Regions from separate parts of the Homo sapiens genome. Here region 1 is linked to region 2. The links are chromatin contacts, found by Hi-C or POLR2A ChIA-PET in ENCODE. All regions are on one chromosome and are shown on one strand. The core of a region is the stretch at or near the end of the contact, and the rest is flanking DNA. Distances in the headings are between cores, read along the strand shown. Region 1 overlaps SLC12A1 (solute carrier family 12 member 1). Region 2 holds the start of MYEF2 (myelin expression factor 2).

Region 1 (5,072 bases), core at 2,314-4,813, 110 kb after region 2:
ACAAAAGAGGATTTATCTTTCTTTCCCTCTTTGTCCAAACTAGAGGACAAAGAGCATGGCAACCAGTGGCTAATCATAGGGCGCACTGGAGCCTGCCCAAAAAAAAAGAAAAGAGAAGAATCCCCTCCCAGGGCAGCCCTTACAGTTGCCACATCAGAGGACTGCAAAGAGCAGGTTACCCCATAAGTGGCCCCTGCAATACCCCAGAAGACAAAATAACAGCTAGGATGCCGTCATCCAGGACAGTGACAACAAAGTCTGGGTACCAGTGCTGCTGCTCTAGTGCAGCCTTCCATATAGAACCGTATCTTTAGGGTCCTCCTTTTAAAATGACATGTTGGATGGGCCATCATTTTGGGGGATTAACTTAGCCCATTACACCATATGCCTGAGAGTGTTTAGGTTTATCTGATGATAAAGCATAGGAAGGTAATAAAACAACTCTGAAATAGTAATAATAATAAGCCACAGGAGGAAGGTCTTCATGGTGGGAAGCATATGCAGATCTCTTTGCATATGAACCCTGTAACTTGCTGGGTGATATCAGGCAACTCACTTAACCTATTAGTTTCTTCATCTACAAAATGAAGATGATAATAGTAGTAACTATCTCAGAGTTGTTTAGAAAGGAATAAAATGCAACACAGTCCCTGGCACCCAAAGAGTGTGCAATAAATAGCAATTGCTAAAATAACTCCCAGGCATCTCAAAATACTCAATTTGTTTTGCATGACTAGGCCCATTTCCAAAAGTTGCATAAATATACTGCCTATAGAATGCCATTCTTGCTCTGTTTTTTAAGGACCTCCAAAACACTATGCAGAAACTTTGTTTATTCTTTTTGCAAAGCTTGGGGGGTGGGAAAAGGAAAGGGTTACAGTTTTCCATTTCACAGACGGGAAATCCGAGGCATAGAAAAAGTAAATTACTTGCCTAATGTCACATAAAGCCAGCAGCAGAGCTGTAATTGGTTGTGACCCCCCAGTGCAATGCAGCTTGTCTTCTCCTTTCAAAAGTCAGGGGTAAGCAACTTCTGTCTCAGCTTTAATACCATCAGTCTAATTTCTCAGATTTTCTATAGCTGCTGATCTTGAGAACCTTTGAAGCTTTGGGGAAATCACATGGGTGATTTGACCTTAAATCTCATGCCACTCGCAAAAGATTAATTGCTAAGACCTGGAAAGGGGCCAGACAATTCTGTGTAGCTGAATAGCAGCATCGTCTAGGGATGTGACTGTCCTGACAGATTTAGTTAGTACATAATTGATAAATCTAGAGTTTGTATAGCTTCGCTTCACAGATAGATAACGCAATGGGCTCCAAGGGTTGACATTTACAGAAGCTCTCCCAGTGTTTTGTAACACTGAATCTAGGTTTTCTATCCTCTTCCTCTGAGCATTGCTCATTTTCTAAGGCTCTGTTCTCAGCAGGCAATAAGATGAGGGCATCTGACAAGAGTGCCACCTCACCCAGTATAAGCAAGAAGCAAGAAGCCTCCTAAGTGTAGCACTGTCATATGACTGCTTTGAAAGTCTTATTTACCCTGATTCAGTGCAGGGTGAGGTCAAAGAGAGATCCAGCACATTACATAGCAGCTAGGAAATTTTCGTCACAATCGGAATCCAAAAAAGATAAAAGGCAGCCAGATACAACATCAAAGCTTGGATAGTGTGTCTCAACCTTGGGCAGGAAATTTTGCACTGCTTGACTCCTGTTCCAGACTAAAACATGTCACAAGACCCCTTTTAGCAATTTGAACTCTGACAGGCACCCAGAAACCTCAGCTTTTATTTCTTTGACTTTGGTCACCCACTCCACAAAGTTATTTTGCTTATTGAAAGGAATTGGTGGTGGATATTTTCCATTGTAATTTGTATCCAGAGCCTATAGAGTTTATTGTAAGATTTTGTTATCTTTTCTTAATTCTTGCTGTCTAGTTTTATGTTTCAATTCATGAAGCATTGTTGTGTGGCTGATATATACTCAGTGTACTTCTGTAATTTTGTCACTTCCAGTTGTAAAACATCTGACCCACTAGCTTAGGTCAGTAAATCAGTGGCTTACAGTGTGAAAGATTTTCTGTTTGTTTGTTTTTGCATGGTAGTGAATAAGGGTGGCATTAAATAGCCTCTCTTGCCCTCACAAATAAAAATGCTGTAACTTCATGTATCATAACTTAACACATAGAGCTGTTTTTCTAAGCTAGTTGTGACAACTTTCTGAATACAATTTACTAAGATACATTACTTTTTCTCTTTTCTTTTGGAGACACGATCTCACTCTATTGCCCAGGCTGCAGTGCAGTGGCATGATCATGGCTCACTGCAGCCTCTACCTCCCAGGCTCAGGTGATCCTCTCACCTCGGCCTCCCAAGTAGCTGGCACTACACACCACACCCAGCTGATTTTTGTATCGTTCATAGAGATGGAGTTTCACCATGTTGCCAAGTCTGGTTTCAAACTCCTGGGCTCAAACGATACACCCATCTTGGCTTCCCAAAGTGCTGAGATTACAGGCATGAGCTACCTCACCCAACCAAAATATATTACTTGTATTAGAAGATAATATATAAAAATCATTTAGAAAAAATTACTATGTATAAACAATTATTTTATCACATACATACCATTTTAAATATTAAAAGTTTATAAGATTGTTTCTAGAAACTTTGTAGTTCTGAGTTAAGTAGGTGATTTTGTCTTCTTTCATCAGAGGAATTAGAGAGATTAGAACAGGAGAGACTAGCATTGGAAGCGACTATCAAAGATAATGAGTGTGAAGAGGAAAGTGGAGGCATCCGAGGCTTGTTTAAAAAAGCTGGCAAGTTGAACATTACTAAGACAACGCCTAAAAAAGGTAAGAACTTTTTAAAATTTGCAAAAAAGTTTACAAGATGAGTCACTATTTGAGCATCTATGAAGAGTCCGAAGTCAGCATCTAAGATGTTGGGAGCATTGAGTGTGGGTAGGAACTGAAAGGTTTCTCTCCAGAAGGTAGTATGGATAAACGGTAGCAGCTATTGTCATTTATCAACCTCATTAAGTACTTTGTACCATCTTACTGTCAAAAATTATTTTTTAAATGTAATATTTGGTTTGGAAGTCAAATAGTGCTTAAGCAGATTGCATGCCATAAAACAGAAGTTTCTCAGTTAAGATGGAAAGGGGATAGAAATTTAAGAGCCAATACCCAAACTGTCTTATCCACAGACACCCTTACCTTTCAGACATTTCAGGGAACTGAAATACGACTAGTACATGCAAATACGGTATCCAGCTGGAACGCTGATTTCAACAAAAGCATCTTTATCACAAACCAGAATGCACGACTTAGAACTTTATTGGTACTCACTACCTGTAGATTTCATCTAAATGCTACACTTATATGTGGACTTATGGTATGCAGTCCTGGGACAAAGGATCAGAGGTTGGGAGAGCTTGTTACACATTTTATAAACAGATGATTCAAACGTTTGGTTTTTTGAAAATTACTTCCCGAAACGCTATGGGTTTGAGTTTAATGAGGTCCACAGTGACCTCTGCTGGTCAAAAATCAGAATGTTACCAGGCATTTGTTTATGCACGAATGTCCTGTAGTTACTGAAGTCATACACTGGTGTGAGGCCAGGAAAAGATGGTTTCTCTGGGAGGGTCTCCAAGTCAAACAGCAGGATCCAAGTGGAGACTTAGCAAGCTTCTGGTCTAGGTTGACCGGCGCCAACCCTTTAAAGAGGCCCTTCGACAAGGCCATCTCCTACCCTGTAAATCGTTTGTCTGTTTGCTTTCCTACTATAGCCCAAGGACGAAATTTCACCTGTAATATAATAGTTTTATATATCCACAGAGAATGATGGGAAATCCAGATATTGCCCCACTTCAAATACTCTGGCTACTGTCGAGCTCCTGGGATACCCCATGGGCCGTGGCCTACTCCTTACAGTCCACCTTAAAATGACATAAATGATGTGTTTGAATTCAACTTGAAGCTACATCAGGACTTTTAGGGTGAAAATATTTAAATAAGACTGTTCTGGATGCTAACTATTATCTTCTTTTCTTTCTAATTATTTGGTTTAACTGTGAAAAAAGTTAACAATCCATTAAATCTGCTCTATTAAGTGGTACAGTCTGGAAAATAATGGGAAATTCCAAAGTCATAGCCCAATAATGTGCTCCAACTAGAGAGAGGGAAGCATTAATGTCCTTATTATGACAGCGGGACTTGTTATTTATTCTGGAAGCTTATTTCTGCGTCACAATACTTGTTTTGGCAAAAATATACTCTTCCAAAAGTCAACATGTCAAATTGTTCAGAAAAGAAAAGTAATAATGTTATATACTGTTTTAATACCTAGAAGTTTAAACACAGCTCTAAAGTGGGCCCATTCACTACTCTGGGCTTCCATTGCTTGTCAACTCTTTTGAGTTCTAGACGAGAACCAATCCTGCCTCCAGGTACCTGAGTGTGAACAGGAGGCCTCTGGCTGCTTTGACTTGTCTGTAAGTGAGGGCAGAGCTTGGTCCATTTTGTAAATAAATTTTTCTCCCTCAGCGGTCCCAGGGATGTAAAAACAATATCAGATCATTGCTTCAGAACTGACAGACTCTAAACATGGAAACAACAAAAGATAAAACAAAGCATCTTCAGAACCTCTTAGATCAGAGAGGAAGCTCTGAAGAGGCTGTCAGCCCTCCTCTAAGCACCAGGCTGACACCACCACTTTGAAACACAGCAATAAAGTCATGACTTTCAAAGACACAGATATGAGAAATGCTACGTACGCTGTGGCAAATAAACCCCTCTTGGCAAACAGGAACAGGTCCAGTTCCAACACTGGCCGAGTTCCCTGGTACACTTTCACTGTATCCATGTTAGGGTAGAAATCACATTTAAAAAAATTGTAACTATTTTATATACACCCTTAATTATAACTCAAGTAAAGATGTTTTGTATTTCCATATTTTCTAAGGTTTTTTTTTTTTCATCTAATTCACAAAGATTCAAATAGCTCAAATGGCTTTACTTTAGCTTCGCAAGATTCCTTGAAAAGAAAGCAGAAGAGTAAGCCAGG
Region 2 (4,667 bases), core at 921-3,420:
TCAACAATGAATTATTTTTATTATTAAAAGTATATGGTAATCAACTCAAGGTTTATGTATTGGGGTTGTTATCCACTCCTACTAGTTCACGAAGTAAAAAAAAAAAAAAAAAAAAAAAGGACTAGGTCGCTAGTTATTCAGTTTGAATGACTCATGCTGGACCATCACAAATCTTCTTATGGAATAGACAGTAAGAGAAATCCCTGAGAGTAAATTGGACTCGATTCAACTTCTGGGAAAAAGAGAAAGGGAGAGGCGAATTATAAGCAATATGGAAATAATCTGTATTTACTAGTAATATTTCTTCATTTCTTCACCTTATATTTTTCTCTTCCTAAATTAGAAAAGGATTCTTTCTCCACCTTTCTCCTTTCTCTTTTCCTGTCTTGCTAAATCATGAAGAGACTTTAGAAGGGAATAGAAAATCTGATGGAGGTTTAGATACCAAACTTCCCCTATATCAAAACTAATCATACCCAAGTATAGGAGGGCTTCTCTCTGTAATTCAAGGCTGCACTTTTTGTTCAGGAGAAAAGGTGGCATGTATACTCGTGTTTAGATATGAATAGCACATATTTTTAAGTTTATCATTCCACCGGTTTTCATTTCTATTTTTAATGCCAAATTCCAGAAAGCCCACATTTTGGCAAGCATGGTAGAAAGCACTTCATTCCCTTTCTGGTTCCTCAATTACTGAGGTGCACCACTCTTCATCCAGGAATAAACTCCACTAAGTTCCAATCTCTTATACCTGCACCTCTATTCTCCTAGAAGATGCTGCCGATCCTGTTCAAACTCATTTGAGAGCAAGAGTGTCAAAGAGCTGGGGAGAGCTACCCCATCTTTTTTGCCACCAACTTTTACACAGACTGGTCCAGTTCTTACCATACAATTTCAAACATGCTTATACAAAGGTCAGAAAGACCTTTCCCTTGTCTATTTTACTGTGAGCATATATCTATTGCTTTCTGCTCTGAGGCATAACAGAGAAGGAAAAGGATGTTTTCACTTAATTATTAACATACTTTCAACTTCAGGTTTAAGGAGGTAGGCATATGAAAGTAAGCGCTTAACTTCATATCCTCCCACAGGACAGGAACAAAGGAGAGCATAACATTTCCCTAGAACCAGAAATTATTATGGATTGGGGTCAACTAAATTCTTTATAGGCACTGGTGACAGCTGCGACCTTAAAAGTCTTCCTTCATTTGGGAAAAAAAAAATCTTAACCATCTATTATACCAAACTTAAGATAATCATACACTGAGTTAAAAAAAAAAATACTCTCCACAGCTGACGCACATTACCCAGTGGGAAGGGAAGCCACGCACATCGCACATTTCCCTTTTTAAAGTACGTCTAGCCAATTCAAGAGTAACACAAAACATAGAGTCTAACAGCACATTATTAAACTTCCTCTCGGTATAAATCAGTTTAAAAATGAACATACACTTTAGAAAACAACAAAACACTAAACTTGTGAAGCTCAGAAAGAAGCCAGGAATATTCCTTTTAAATATGTTCTCGGTGGTTAAGAGGAAATGTCCGATGATGTCATCCCTAGATACTCCCTAGTGATGAACACTAACTACTGGTCCTTAAAGGGGGACCATTTTCCTGCAAACCGTGGCGGTCGCTGAGCTTTGCTCAAAGATTCTTTAACCAAAGTCAGGGAAGAGGGGTGTTCGCTGTCTCGGGCTAGAAATCAGGGAAGAGCGCTGGTCCCCGGGCCCCCAGCCCCGGCTCCCAGACCACAGGCGGCCAGGCCTGGGGCGGGCGGGGAAGGGCCTGGGAGCGGCCCAGCTGCACCTGCTCCTCAGGAAGCCGATGGCCCGGGGGCGGGCCGGGGTCTGGGGGTGGTTGTCCCCCATCGGGGCACAGCCCGGCCTCTAGCCGCCCGGTAGACTCCCCGCCCCCCACCTCGCCCCGGTTCCCGGAGGAAAAGACAATACATTTTAACGCCATTGGAGCTGCTGCTGTGCTGCGGCTGCTGCTTCTCCGCCTCCGCGGGGTGCGGCTCTCGCCGCGGCTCGCCCGGCGGCTCTGCGGGCTGCAGGTGCGGGCTGTCGCCACCAGTGGCCCCGGGCACCTCGGCCTTGTTGGCGTCCGCCATCCCGCCGCCGCTGCCTCCGCCTCGGCCGCCTGAGCTGAGGGGCTCCGAGCGCGACAATGGCGGCTGCCGGGGAAGCGGTAACGGATCCCGATTTGAAAAGGCCCCGAGCGCTCAGTAACCCGGATCTCGCGAGAACCGGTCGAGACTGGGTGACTGGGAGATGGTGTGTGCCGGGTGCGGGGGGTGGGAGTGCGGGGGGAGGGGAGCCATGGGAGCTGGGGTCAGGGCCGCTGTTGCTGCAGTCGGCCCTACACCTGCCTGGGAGGGCTGGACCAGTCCTGAAAGCCCCCGGTGGTGGTGCCATGTCTGCCCACCAGCCCGCCTGTCGCTTGGCACCAGTGGAGTCTTCGCTTGCAAAGCGGGATTAGACATCAAAGCCCTAACACCCAGACTGTTCAATTCATTCCAGGTAGGGGCAGTTAAAGAACACACCACTTTGCATCTTTAAAGACTTCTTGCAAGTCCTCAGACTGCCTTTAGAAATCCTTTGAATTAAGCAAATATAAGTCTCTTGCCATTTCAATGCCTAGGCACCCTTCGGACATTCCATAAATAGTTATTGATGACTGATTGCAATTCACCAAAAGGAATGACTTTGAATTTCTTTGAGAATTATTTGTTCTTAGGGGGTGAGGATTTCCCAGGAACTCAACTATCAGCTTAGTAAGAGAAGACTGCAGTTTTTCTCTGGACATCAATCAATATGGGGAATCCATAATTATAAAATATCGTCTACTAGATGGGCTAATAATGGACATTTGAGGTTTTGACTGTGTGTTTATTGTATACTGATGGAAATTCTAGTGAAGTAGTTAGTTATACGCTCTCAAATTTAATTGCCATATGGAGTTTTAAAATACAGTCGTAGATTTTTCCCCCTAAGTATGAAAAGGAAACCGTTAAATTTAATCAACTCCTAATTCTCGAGTACTATAATCTTTCACATTGACATAACCTTTTTCAGCTGAAAAGTTTAAATGCCTTCCCAAATTTTTTTTCCATGAAGAAGCAAACACGTACAGTTTAGTCACTTTGCAGAATATCATACACACATCAGTGGTAAAGTTATAGTTAGAAAGTAATACTCAAATAACATAATTTCATCTTCGGCTTTTCAATGTGTAGTTTCCTACCCTCTACCGAAAAATACCAAGTTCAGCTACTTCATCACACACACACATACACACACACACATACACAAACACACACACACATAATCAGAACATTTTAATGATAAGAATGCTATTGTAGTTGCTGTATAAATTGTTTCTCATTCAACTCTGAGACATAAGATTTATAATCGCAGAAAGGGCATTCAATTGTGACAGACAAAATCTGGGTTAGAACCCCAGCTCTGCCTCTTTTTGCCCATAACTCCCTGGGCAAGTCACCTCATTTCTCAATCTCTCTACAATAAATAGGGATAGCAATACCGACCTTACAGGATTGAGGTGAGGATTAAAAGAAAGCACTTTATGTAGGAAAAAGTGCTATATGAACATAATGTAATATTACAATTCTCTATCTCCCTAAGCTCAGCAGGGTTTTAGTCAAAGACAAGCCAAGTGATTTTTCCCACAGCACTAAATTATAAGTACTTTCAAAATAGTCATCATTCTGTTATTCTTTTGCTATTGTTGAATTCAGTATGAAAATTGAACCCCACCATCACCAGTACAATATATTCTTGCAAAAATCCTTTAATCAACTCAATGCAAGATTTTTTTAAGAGGCCTTTATGCTTCAAACAGAGTAGTAGGTACATGAGGAATACAAAAATGAGTACAGCCCTGTTGGGAGAGGGCTAATGTAAAAAGTACTATTTAAGTGCTATAATACAAATAAAAGCAAAGTATAATTAAAAAATTATTTACAAAAACAGGAGACTGGCCCACATGCCTTAGTTTGCCAATTAAAATATTCCATTAAAATATTTATCTTGATTACTGAGTTTTAACTTTTGTACCCAAGACAAATGCCTCACCCGCTGTAGCTTGGTTCTAGTCCTGATAAAGAGCAGAGGTTAATTCCTACTGAGAGATTGGTGAGGGCCTTATAAAAGAGCTGGATCTTAAAAGACAAAGAATTAAGGCAACTTCTGAAGGGAAGAGAATGATTAATCTTTACCATTCCATCTGACTGCTCAATAGATTGATCTTTCCTTCCTTTCTTGCTATTAATTGCAAAAGATAAAGAAAAAACTATTAATATTCTGTTGCTGAATTCCATTTCTGTATTTGCTTGTCTTCCTCTCTACTGTTTTGGTTTGTTTTGTTTTGTTTTGTCTTTTTTGAGATGGAGTCTCGCTCTGTCACCCAGGCTGGAGTGCAGTGGCGCCATCTCTGCTCACTGCAAGCTCCACCTCCCGCGTTCATACCGTTCTCCTGCCTCAGCCTCCTGAGTAGCTGGGACTACAGGCGCCCGCCAGCAGGCCCGGCTAATTTTTTGTATTTTTAGTAGAAACAGGTTTCACCGTGTTAGCCAGGATGGTCTCCATCTCCTGACCCTGTGATCTGCCTGCCTTGGCCTCCCAAATTGCTGGGATTACAGGCGT

Evidence for each region. Hi-C counts contacts between places; a loop is a spot of excess contacts on that map. ChIA-PET counts read pairs that join two places held with the same protein, here RNA polymerase II (POLR2A). Pooled maps may share reads with other maps.
Region 1: a map of ascending aorta shows a loop between it and region 2 (2.5-fold over the local background). The contact joins the enhancer-like site here to the promoter of MYEF2 in region 2. A Hi-C loop is called at or near these places in 2 of 168 maps with a recorded cell type or tissue (ascending aorta and cardiac septum) and 7 of 50 pooled maps. POLR2A ChIA-PET finds 5 or more read pairs at or near these places in 1 of 52 experiments (GM12878).

Annotation. Positions count from the first base shown.
Region 1 is chr15:48,282,393-48,287,464 of GRCh38, forward strand. SLC12A1 (solute carrier family 12 member 1) reads left to right here. Exons shown (of 27, transcript NM_000338.3): 21 at 2,714-2,857. Among named protein-coding and RNA genes, the nearest start is that of DUT, 46 kb to the right of the region's middle. Within about 2 kb of position 3,564, at least 2 of the 41 ENCODE cell types and tissues checked have a DNase peak (open chromatin) inside an H3K27ac peak, as active enhancers do; they include ascending aorta, where a contact is called at or near this core.
Region 2 is chr15:48,176,125-48,180,791 of GRCh38, forward strand. MYEF2 (myelin expression factor 2) reads right to left here and starts at 2,171. Exons shown (of 17, transcript NM_016132.5): 1 at 1,953-2,171. The coding sequence starts at 2,113. It also overlaps a transcript of CTXN2 not described here. RefSeq lists silencers at 1,513-1,682, 1,713-2,142, 2,313-2,412 and an enhancer at 2,115-2,766.